Linked DNA regions of Homo sapiens: regions 1 and 3 are each linked to region 2. A link is a contact called in ENCODE Hi-C or POLR2A ChIA-PET data. All regions are on one chromosome and are shown on one strand. The core of a region is the stretch at or near the end of the contact, and the rest is flanking DNA. Distances in the headings are between cores, read along the strand shown.

The links. A loop is a pair of places that touch in the nucleus more often than their neighbours do. ChIA-PET counts read pairs that join two places held with the same protein, here RNA polymerase II (POLR2A). Pooled maps may share reads with other maps.
Region 1: a pooled map shows a loop between it and region 2 (10-fold over the local background). The contact joins two enhancer-like sites. A Hi-C loop is called at or near these places in 8 of 50 pooled maps. POLR2A ChIA-PET finds 5 or more read pairs at or near these places in 3 of 52 experiments (GM12878, activated CD4-positive, alpha-beta T cell and naive thymus-derived CD8-positive, alpha-beta T cell).
Region 3: a loop to region 2 is called in a map with no recorded cell type, with 17 times the contacts of the local background. The contact joins the promoter of CDK17 here to the enhancer-like site in region 2. A Hi-C loop is called at or near these places in 15 of 37 single-sample maps with no recorded cell type and 11 of 50 pooled maps. POLR2A ChIA-PET finds 5 or more read pairs at or near these places in 2 of 52 experiments (GM10248 and GM12878).

What each region holds. Positions count from the first base shown.
Region 1 is chr12:96,424,046-96,427,214 of GRCh38, reverse strand. It overlaps the pseudogene RN7SKP11. Among named protein-coding and RNA genes, the nearest start is that of CDK17, 25 kb to the right of the region's middle. RefSeq lists an enhancer at 1,567-1,666. Within about 2 kb of position 1,739, at least 5 of the 41 ENCODE cell types and tissues checked have a DNase peak (open chromatin) inside an H3K27ac peak, as active enhancers do.
Region 2 is chr12:96,570,180-96,573,135 of GRCh38, reverse strand. All of the region lies in intron 19 of CFAP54 (cilia and flagella associated protein 54), which reads right to left. Among named protein-coding and RNA genes, the nearest start is that of CFAP54, 82 kb to the right of the region's middle. Within about 2 kb of position 1,580, at least 2 of the 41 ENCODE cell types and tissues checked have a DNase peak (open chromatin) inside an H3K27ac peak, as active enhancers do; they include GM12878, where a contact is called at or near this core.
Region 3 is chr12:96,398,868-96,401,942 of GRCh38, reverse strand. It overlaps CDK17 (cyclin dependent kinase 17), which reads left to right and starts at 1,504. Exons shown (of 17, transcript NM_002595.5): 1 at 1,504-1,957. RefSeq lists an enhancer at 521-740 and silencers at 1,161-1,490, 1,581-1,760, 1,941-2,100.

The sequences.
Region 1 (3,169 bases), core at 490-2,989, 150 kb after region 2:
TGAGGGCTGAGCCTAAAAGGAGGCAGAAAAATAGATGCTAGGAGGATGGTAGGAGGAAAATCAGAAAAATGTGGTGTTGTGGAAGCCAAGGGAAAAGATGTCTCGAACAGTAAAGAGGCATAAGCAAAATGCGGCCTATACACACAATACAATATTATTTTTTCTCGTTTTCTTTTGCTTTTGAGACAGAGTTTTGCTCTTGTCACCCAGGCTGGAGTGCAGTGGCGCAATCTCAGTTCACTGTAACCTCCACCTCCCAGGTTCAAGTGATTCTCCTGCCTCAGCCTCCCGAGTAGCTGGGATTACAGGCCCCATGCCCGGCTAATTTTTGTATTTATAGTAGAGATGGGGTTTCGCCATGTTAGCCAGGCTGGTCTGGAACTACTGACCTCAGGTGATACACCTGCCTCGGCCTCCCAAAGTGCTGGGATTACAGGCATGAGCCACCACGCCTGGCCACAATACAATATTATTTAGCCTTAAAAAGGAAGGAAATTCTAACACATGCTACAATATGAGATGAGCTTGAAGACATTATGCTAAGTGAAATAAGTCAGTCACAAAAGTGACAAATACTGTATGGTTCCACTTATATAAAGTACCTAGAGTAGGCAAGGTGTGGTGTCTCATGTCTGTAATCCTCTCACTTTGGGAGGCTGAGGTGGATGCATCACCTGAGGTCAGGAGTTCGAGACCAGCCTGGCCAACATGGTGAAACCCCGTCCCTACTGAAAACACAAAAATTAGCCTGGCGTGGTGGCAGATGCCTATAATCCCAGCTACTTGGGACACTGAGGCAGGATAATCGGTTGAACCCAGGAGGCGGAAGTTGCAGTGAACCGAGATGGCTCCATTGTACTCCATCCTGGGCAATAAGAGCGAAACTCTGTCTCAAAAAAATAAATAAATAAAAAATAAAAAAAATAAAGTACCTAGAGTAGTCAAACCCATGGAGACAGAAAGTAAAGGGTGGTTGCCAGAGGCTGGGGGAAGATGGTAAACAGGAGTTATTGTGCAATGGGTATAGAGTTTCAGTCTTGCAAGCTAAAAAGAGCTCTGTGAGCCTGGCACTGTGGTTCCCTAATCCCAGCACTTTGGGAGGGTAAGGTGAGAGAATTGCTTGAGCTCAGGAGTTCGAGATCAACCTGGGCAATAGAGCAAGACCTCACCTCTACTAAATCCCACCCTCCCCATAAAAAAATCCCCAAAACTGGCCAGGCGTGGGGGCATGAACCTGTAGTCCCAGCTACTTGAGAGGCTGCAGCAGGAGGATCGTTTGATCCCAGGAGATCAAGGCTGCAGTGAATTATGATCATGCCACTGCACTCCAACCTGGGGGGCAAAGCAACAGCCTTTCTCAAAAAAGAAAAAAAGGAAAAGAGAAACAAAAGGAGTTTTATGAATGGTGGTGATGATCACACAGCAATGTGAATGCACTTAATGTCATTAAACTGTACTCTTAAAGGTAGTTTTACCACAATTTTTAGAAAAAGTAAAGAGAGGTCAGCAGATTCAGATGCAGCTGAAAGGTCGGGGATAGGGAGGACTGAAAATATCCCTTGTGTTTAGCGTCATAGAGATTGCTGGTGACAAGTGTGAGCAGGATCCTGCCTACATTCTGGGTGACTTCAATCAATATTCACATGCAAATATTTATGCATATTTTCTGGCTCATAACTGACTTTCAGTAAAAGTGAGTCATGACAGATTCAGGCTGTCTGTGGTCCATGGCTAACCTCTTCCTCCTGTCCCTGCCTTCACTTGATGCATTTCATTCTCCCTGGCGTACTCCTGGCTCCTATGCACATTTCAACATTTTCTCCATAAATCTTAACAGGCCTTAAATGTCCTGTTTTCCCTAGTAGGGTGCTGATTCCTCTTTTCTGCCAACCCACCTCTCTCCGTTGCTTCCAAACAGGCACTAAATACTTCCCCCCTCCAAGGCCTTTTCCTAGATTAATTCCATTTGGCTTCAAAAATTCTTACCATTATCTTCATCTCTTTTATCCTAATAATTTTTTTCTCATAAAGATCTTTTTTTTCTTTTGAGATGGAGTCTCACTCTGTCACCCAGGCTGGAATGCAGTGACACGATCCCGGCTCATCGCAACCTCCACCTCCCGTGTTCCAGAGATTCTCCTGTCTTAGCCTCCCGAGTAGCTGGGATTACAGGCACCCGCCACCATGCCCAACTAATTATTTTTTGTATTTTTAGTAGAGACAAGTTTTCACCATGTTGGCCAGGCTGGTCTGGAACTCCTGACCTCAGGTGATCCACTCGCCTCAGCCTCCCAAAGTACTGGGATTACAGGCATGAGCCACCACGCCCAGCCATAAAGATCTTAAAATAGTATTTATCACTCATTCAATAATTACTTAAGGAATTTAACATTCCATAAACATGAATAAAGCCACTACTACATACCAGGTATTGTGACAGTTACTAGAGATACACTTCTTGCCCTCAAACAGCTTATAGTCCAGTAGGGAAAAATGTATCTTCTGTACCTTGTACACAGACATTTTTGTCTTGAGGTTAAATTTAAAAATACAAATGGCAAAGAAAAAATCTCTCTCTAGAGAAAGATTTACAACTATTTCGGGAGACAATATAGCATTACAGTTTCAGTAGGAACTCCTTTTCCTTGCTGATAAATTTAGTATAAACTGGCCAGGCATGGTGGCTCATGCCTGTAATCCCAAAACTTTGGGAGGCTGAGACAGACAGATCACCTAAGGTCAGGAGTTCAAGACCAGCCTGGCCAACATGGCAAATCCTGTCTCTACTAAAAATACAAGAATTAGCCGGGCGTGATGGCAGGCGCCTGTAATCCCAGCTACTAGGGAGGCTGAGGTAGGAGAATTGCTTGAACCCAGGAGGCGGAGGTTACAGTGAGCTGAGATCATGCCATTACACTCCAGCCTGGGTGACGAGAGCAAAACTCCATCTCAAAAACAAAAAAAAAGTATAAACTTACTACTCTGGCCATGTTATATGTCTACAGCATAACTTTTCAACAGAGCTCTTCAGTACTAGTTTTATCAGCTCCCGTAGACATATTCTATGTTCCAGTAAAACTAAATTATGTTCCTATTTCTAAAATGCAACTGATGATTATAAGGCACACCATGAATTAATGAACATTTCAAGGAAAAAATAACACAACCA
Region 2 (2,956 bases), core at 331-2,830:
TTCCTCGGGATTATGTCTGGAGCCTGTAAAATATACCAGCAGCACTGGCCCACTGGCCCTTATAGTCAAGCAGACTGCCTTTGACCTCCATCTCCACTGACCAGCCAGCCTCTCTGGGCTCCAAATTTGATCTCAAAATTTGCCTTGGTAGTTCCTGATTCAGTGAACCAATTGAACACTAGCACCTTCTGACTTAATTCTTGCATCTTCTTTCTGCACATCAATGAATCCAACTGAGGTAAAAAAAACTTTCTGTGTTCTGCCATGGCTATAACATAGACATTTCTCAACTGGGCTGTTGATCAGTATCATCTATGGAGTTTATTTAAAAATCAGAAGGCTCCATTTCTACCCCAAAATAGAAATCTCCAGGAGTGGAGCTTGAACATCTGTATTATTTACAAACACCAAGGATAATTCCAAAGTACAGCAAGAACTGGGAACCACAGATTCAGGTGAGTAAATCTCCTTTTCCCTCCTGCCTTTCTCCCAGTCTCTTTCTAGTCTCTTCAACCTCCAGTCTTCTAGTCCTTCAATGCCTCCTCTAATACTTGCCAGATAAAGTGCAAACTTTTCCAAAGCCCTTTTCATTCTGATCATGACTACATTTTCTAGCCTTATCCCCCTTTCTACTCTTTCTCTCTCTCATACCTACCTCTCTGTTCAACCTAACCTCTGAAACCATAAAAAAAAAAAATCACTCATTCCCTAAAATGCTGTTATTTCACGCCTCAGAATTGCCCACGCATTTCATTCTTTCTGGAGCATCTCACGTCCTCTTCTCTGCTTTAAGATCCACACAAATGTCACCTCCTCTGACATCTTCCAAGATAGCCCATGTATTTAAATAAGCCATTTCCTTCATTACATAGTATCTTTATTTTAGCAGGTATTACATAATATGTTACCTCTGTACTTGCCTGTCCACACCCTCTAAACACTGGTCTTGGCAGGAAGGACAGTGCTTTGTTTATCTCTTTAAGTTCAGTCAATGTGTTTGGAATATAAGACACACAAAATTATGAAAGAAAAGGGTAATCTTTATTACAGTGTCTTTTAAGATGGCATATTTAAAATGTTCTGATTGGCTCTTGATCAATTTTAACTTTAGACCCCTAACTCAGATCCCATGGCCCAATTTGAAATAGGTTAACAGAAGTATTAAAGTTTTAAGTGAATGGTGACAAAAGAAAAGTTTATAACAAAGCCCTTGATTTAGGTAAATCAGATAAATTCCATAACAGAATTCAGGGCAAACCCTAAGGCTAGTTAAAAACTAGAATCCTAATTTAAGGCAGCCAATTCATTGAGCTGCTAATAAGATTTTGTTTATGAGAAAGTGCCTGGGGCTTTTTAAAGGGGTTCTTCAACTAGAAAAAAGGGAAGTAACATCAGAAAATCCCCCAAAAAAAATCAAGAAGGAAAAATTCCCATGAAACCAATACTACTTAGTCATGAGAAAGTGTTATCAATATGGACCTGAATGTTGTCTATAATAGCAGTGCTCTAGAACACCAACCTATTACAATTGCAAAACCTAGATAAACCATTCTCTAATCACAGGTCAAGAAGTAGACTTTCCATGACGTATCAATAATGAAAAATAACTATATCCTCACATCTTATACTACCTACCACAGTGCCTAGCAAATTAGAAAGGTTCAGTAACTTTGAAAAAAGAAATAAGCCTTTACCTATCACGGGGACTCAGCCAAGAAATCTCGATGGAAAGGGACTTGCCCACCAACTCACAATAAAAATAAGCTCTAAGGTGTTCTTTCAATGGTGGTTTCCACTGCAATGTGCCACCAAAACCACAGTATTGAAGTCCAAAGTATTTTTGTCTGAATGTAAATTTCTCTGCGTATAGTTTCCCTTAGAGAAAATGAAACCTGCCTCTCTTCAGAAGTTACTCAATGCTTATGAGGACAGATTGATGTTAAATACATTTGACACAGGCTTGATGCCCACAGTGCAGCAAAACACTAATGGAAAGATGCAATGGAATCTTGAGGGTGTGACTAAGACATATGTAATCAACTATCACAGGACTGGAATGATAAAGTACCATATTTCCTACATATCTGGTAGACCTCCCTGAGGTATATTCTGGGTTCTCAACATTATAATGTACATTGCAGAAAAAGATGAAAAGTAGATTAAGTCATATCCAAGAATCCTGAGAAGGAATATTGCTTAGAATAAAATATACAAGTAATAAGATAAATCTAAGAGAAAATACAGAAAGAAATGTGTAGTCTGATGGAGGAAAATACATATAAAGCACCAAAAAGTAGTTCAAACAGAATGTCTCAGAGTGCTTAAAGTGAAAGAGAAATAATAATAGTTCTGATATGACAAAACTGAATGAAAAGCAGAGTAATCATAATAATAATGGCTAACATTTATTGACTGCTTACTCTGTTCTGAACACTAAGCATTTTATATGCATCATTACTTGAATCTTCCCAAGAATCCCTGTTTCACAGATGAAGAAATTGAATCTTAAGAGAGCATAAATAACTTGACAGGTCATACAGCTAATCACTGGTAGAACCAGAACTCTAATCCAAGATCCTTATACTCCTAACCACTATGCTATCTTGTCTTAATAAACTAAGTTAAAAGAAGTTTGGAAAGGCAACCTGGATTAAGTTTCCTATGCAATACCCTTAAATCACTTAAAAGAGAAAAAAAATCCAAAATGTAGATATGCTAAATATTCTGTTAGCAGTTTGAAGCCTGGGAGTCAAAACATGGCCTCATAAGAGGAGGGGTCAGAATTAGAAGTTGGCTCATTGATTTAAAAAAAAAAAAAAAGAAAAGAAAAAAAGACTTGAGCACACAATTACAAAGAGCTGAGGCTGGGCACAGTGGCTCATGCCTGTAGTCCCAGCACTTTGGGAGACTGAGGAAAGCGGACCCCTTGAACCCAGGATTTCGAGACCATGCTGGG
Region 3 (3,075 bases), core at 255-2,754, 170 kb after region 2:
CTGAAAATGATGCTACATCTTGCTATATTATAAAGTTCCAAGTTTGACTTGGACAAATCTAAAAAGCCTCATTAACAGTGCTTTTAAACAAAGCGCACTTGTTCTAACGGAAAGCTTGTTATGTATATTTGCATTCTTGGTTGGTAAACAAGTGTTAAATACGCGTAGAGCATAATTGTTGCTAATTTACGGGTCCTGGTAATTTTAGAGGCATGGGAAAAGCCTGATTGACACGTACGATCGTTGGATATAACTGTAGATGCATTTAACTTTGCCAAACAAAATAAGAGAAAGATGTCAGCATGCAGCATTTTTAAGGGGGAAAGGATTCATCCCTAAATCCAAAAAGATAATTCCCCGAAGTTCTTAGCACATAATGTGATTTGAAACTTCAAAGCAGCTTCTACTTCCGGGTGTTAACATGGGAAAAAAAATTTATCTCACTTCACAGGACTTTTATGTGGGTTTTTTTTTCTTGTTTATGTTGTCTACATCCGGTCCCTACTCTCTTCTTTCAATCCTCTCATTATCTCCCTCTAGGGGTTTAAGTTTGTTTTAACTTTATGCTTTTATCCTTATTAGTGGAAAAAAGTGGGTCAGTATTACTTTAGTTTGTCTTCACTGCCACTCTGCTGTTCATTCCTGAACTAGCTTTTAGCCTCTGGGAAAGGAGAAAGTAAAAACAGTTGCAGAAACTGGGCCAACCTCTCGCGGCCCGCCTCCCCCAAGAAAACAAAACCTAACCCGTGCAACAGTAGTCCTTTCTGTTTTCATAGCACCTTGTATTTCTCCGCTCATAACGTTCAGATTTTTATGATAGTTATTGATCATCTTTCATCCCAGCTAGACTCTCCGTCCTTAGAGGACTCAGCATATTGCCGGGCACATGATAATATATACAAAACACTGTACTGTAGTTTAAATGAATAGATGCCGTGTGTGTGAGAGACTGCGGCACTAGTACCCACGTACCCACACACAACAAAGGAGAAAAGTTGCAGCCATCAACATCTTTCAGTGTGGGTCCTTTGACATGGACTCTCTAGAAAGTCAGTGGAGAACTGTGGCATGGACACCTTGTACAGTAATTACTTGTATAACTGAAGCACGAGTTTTGGTTTGGTAGCGGGAAGTTGAGGGGCAGGGGGATGTTGGAGGGGCTGAATTATTCACATAATTTCTCCCCCAGTCGCTGCGGACAGGCACTCATTCCGGTGGGGTCCCCTGGCCCCCTCCGCCGCTCCCCCGACGCCCGCATTTCGGAGCGGGCAGTTTCCCGGGGACACCCGCCCCGCCCTGCAGGCCCCGCCCCCGGCCGCCGGCCCCGCCCCCGCCTCCGCCGCCGCCGGCAGGGGTCGCGCTGCCCCCGGCGAGCCGCTCAGGCGGGGGTGGGGTAAGCTCCCGCGGCCGGTCGCTTTTCTCCGCCGCCGCTGGTTGGATCGTTTCAATAAAAGTGTTTTTTCTCTTGCACTCGCTCTCCTCCGGGGAACAGGCGGAGGCGTCAATCCGCAGCCGCCGAGTGTGAAAGCGACGCACACGCAAGGAGCGAACGCGGCCGCCCGCAGTCTCCTGAGCTCCCCGCGGGCCGCCGCAGAGCCGCGGAGAAGGAGCCAGCGCCCGGCCAGACAGTCTCAGCCCGCCGTCGGCGCCCGCCGCGCTCGCGCCCGGCTGCTCCGAGGGGATTAGTGGGCCGTCCGCGCGGCTCGTCGGCGCGGGAGCCATGTTGACCGAGGGACTTGGCAACGCGTGAGACACCCGCGGCCCCTCCCGAGGCTCCGGACCCGCGGCGAGAGCCGGAAGGCGGCTGTGGCGGCGGAGGCCTGCGCTCGGAAGCGCCTCACGTCTGCCGGCCGCTGAGACCCGGACTTGCATCCGGTCGCCGCGGGCGTCCGCGGAGCAGCTTCCCCCCGCGCCTCTCTTCGCCTCGCCTCGGGACCCGCGGTCCCCGCTCTTGCTGGTGAGTTGGCGGCTGGCGTCCGCGCCGCGCTTTCCCCTGGTGTCGGGTCGGCCGCGGGGCCGGGAGGCTGCGTGGGACAGAGGCGGGGGCGGGGGCTACTGGGGGCGCGGGTGGCTCAGGCCCGGTCGGGAAGTTGAGCGAGGAGGCGCGGCGCGGGGGGCTAGCGTGCGCCTGTCACCTCTCCGGTCCAGCGAGGACCTTGGGTCGCCCGGGGATTTCCGGGGCTCGGGTGGGGTGTGAGTGTCTGCGAGCTGCTTCCCAGGAGGCGCCGACAGATATAGACGCCGCCGCCTCCGGTGCTCGCTGCCGCTTTGGTCTGCGGGGGAGGCCGGTCTCCTCGCGAGGCGGAGGAGGGGAAAGAGGCAGAAAGTCCCCCGAGACACAAAGGTCCCCTCGGCGGGGGTGGAGCTGGAGGCGCAGGCGACGCTGCCCGGGAGGGGAAGGAAGGGGCGCGGGTCCGCGGGAGGTGGGCGAGGAGGCGGCGGTCGCGGCGCCTGCAGCTCCTTGGAGACGCTGGCGCTGTGCGCGGGTGGGGAGCGCGGAGGAGGAGGAGGAGCCCGCGCGTGGGAGCGGGTAGAGACAAAGATCAGGGCAGCCTCCTGCTGGCGGGTCACACCCCGGAGTGTTGGTCAAGAGCGGAGGTAGAGGGAAGGTGGGAAACCCAGCAAACCGATGGGGAGGGGAAAATGGGGGGAGGAGGGTGCCTAGTGCTGTCTCCGTCGCAGTTGCTTTTCTCAGCATTTTTGTGCCCGATGCTATGCCCGATGCTTTTGCTCCCCAACTCAGCTGGATAGCTCCAGATTCCCTCCCTCCTGTCACCCCCACACTGCCACATTGACTCTCCTGTGGTTTTTCCCTCGTTCTCCCCCTACTTTTCACCCACTCCTTTTCGGGTAAGCAGTATTTTGCTTTCAGCTTGGGGAACATTTGTTAATGACAGGATGTCTGAGCTTGTTCTGACCCTGAACTGCCTTGAACTTCTCTCTCTTCCTCCCACCCTTTCCTTTTCTGGGATCTATAATGTCACATGGCCGTTAACAATTAGCTTTTCTTTTGCAAAAGTGGCAAAAAGCGTTTAGCTGAAATCTGTGGCTCTCGCCTCCTTTACATGAATATGT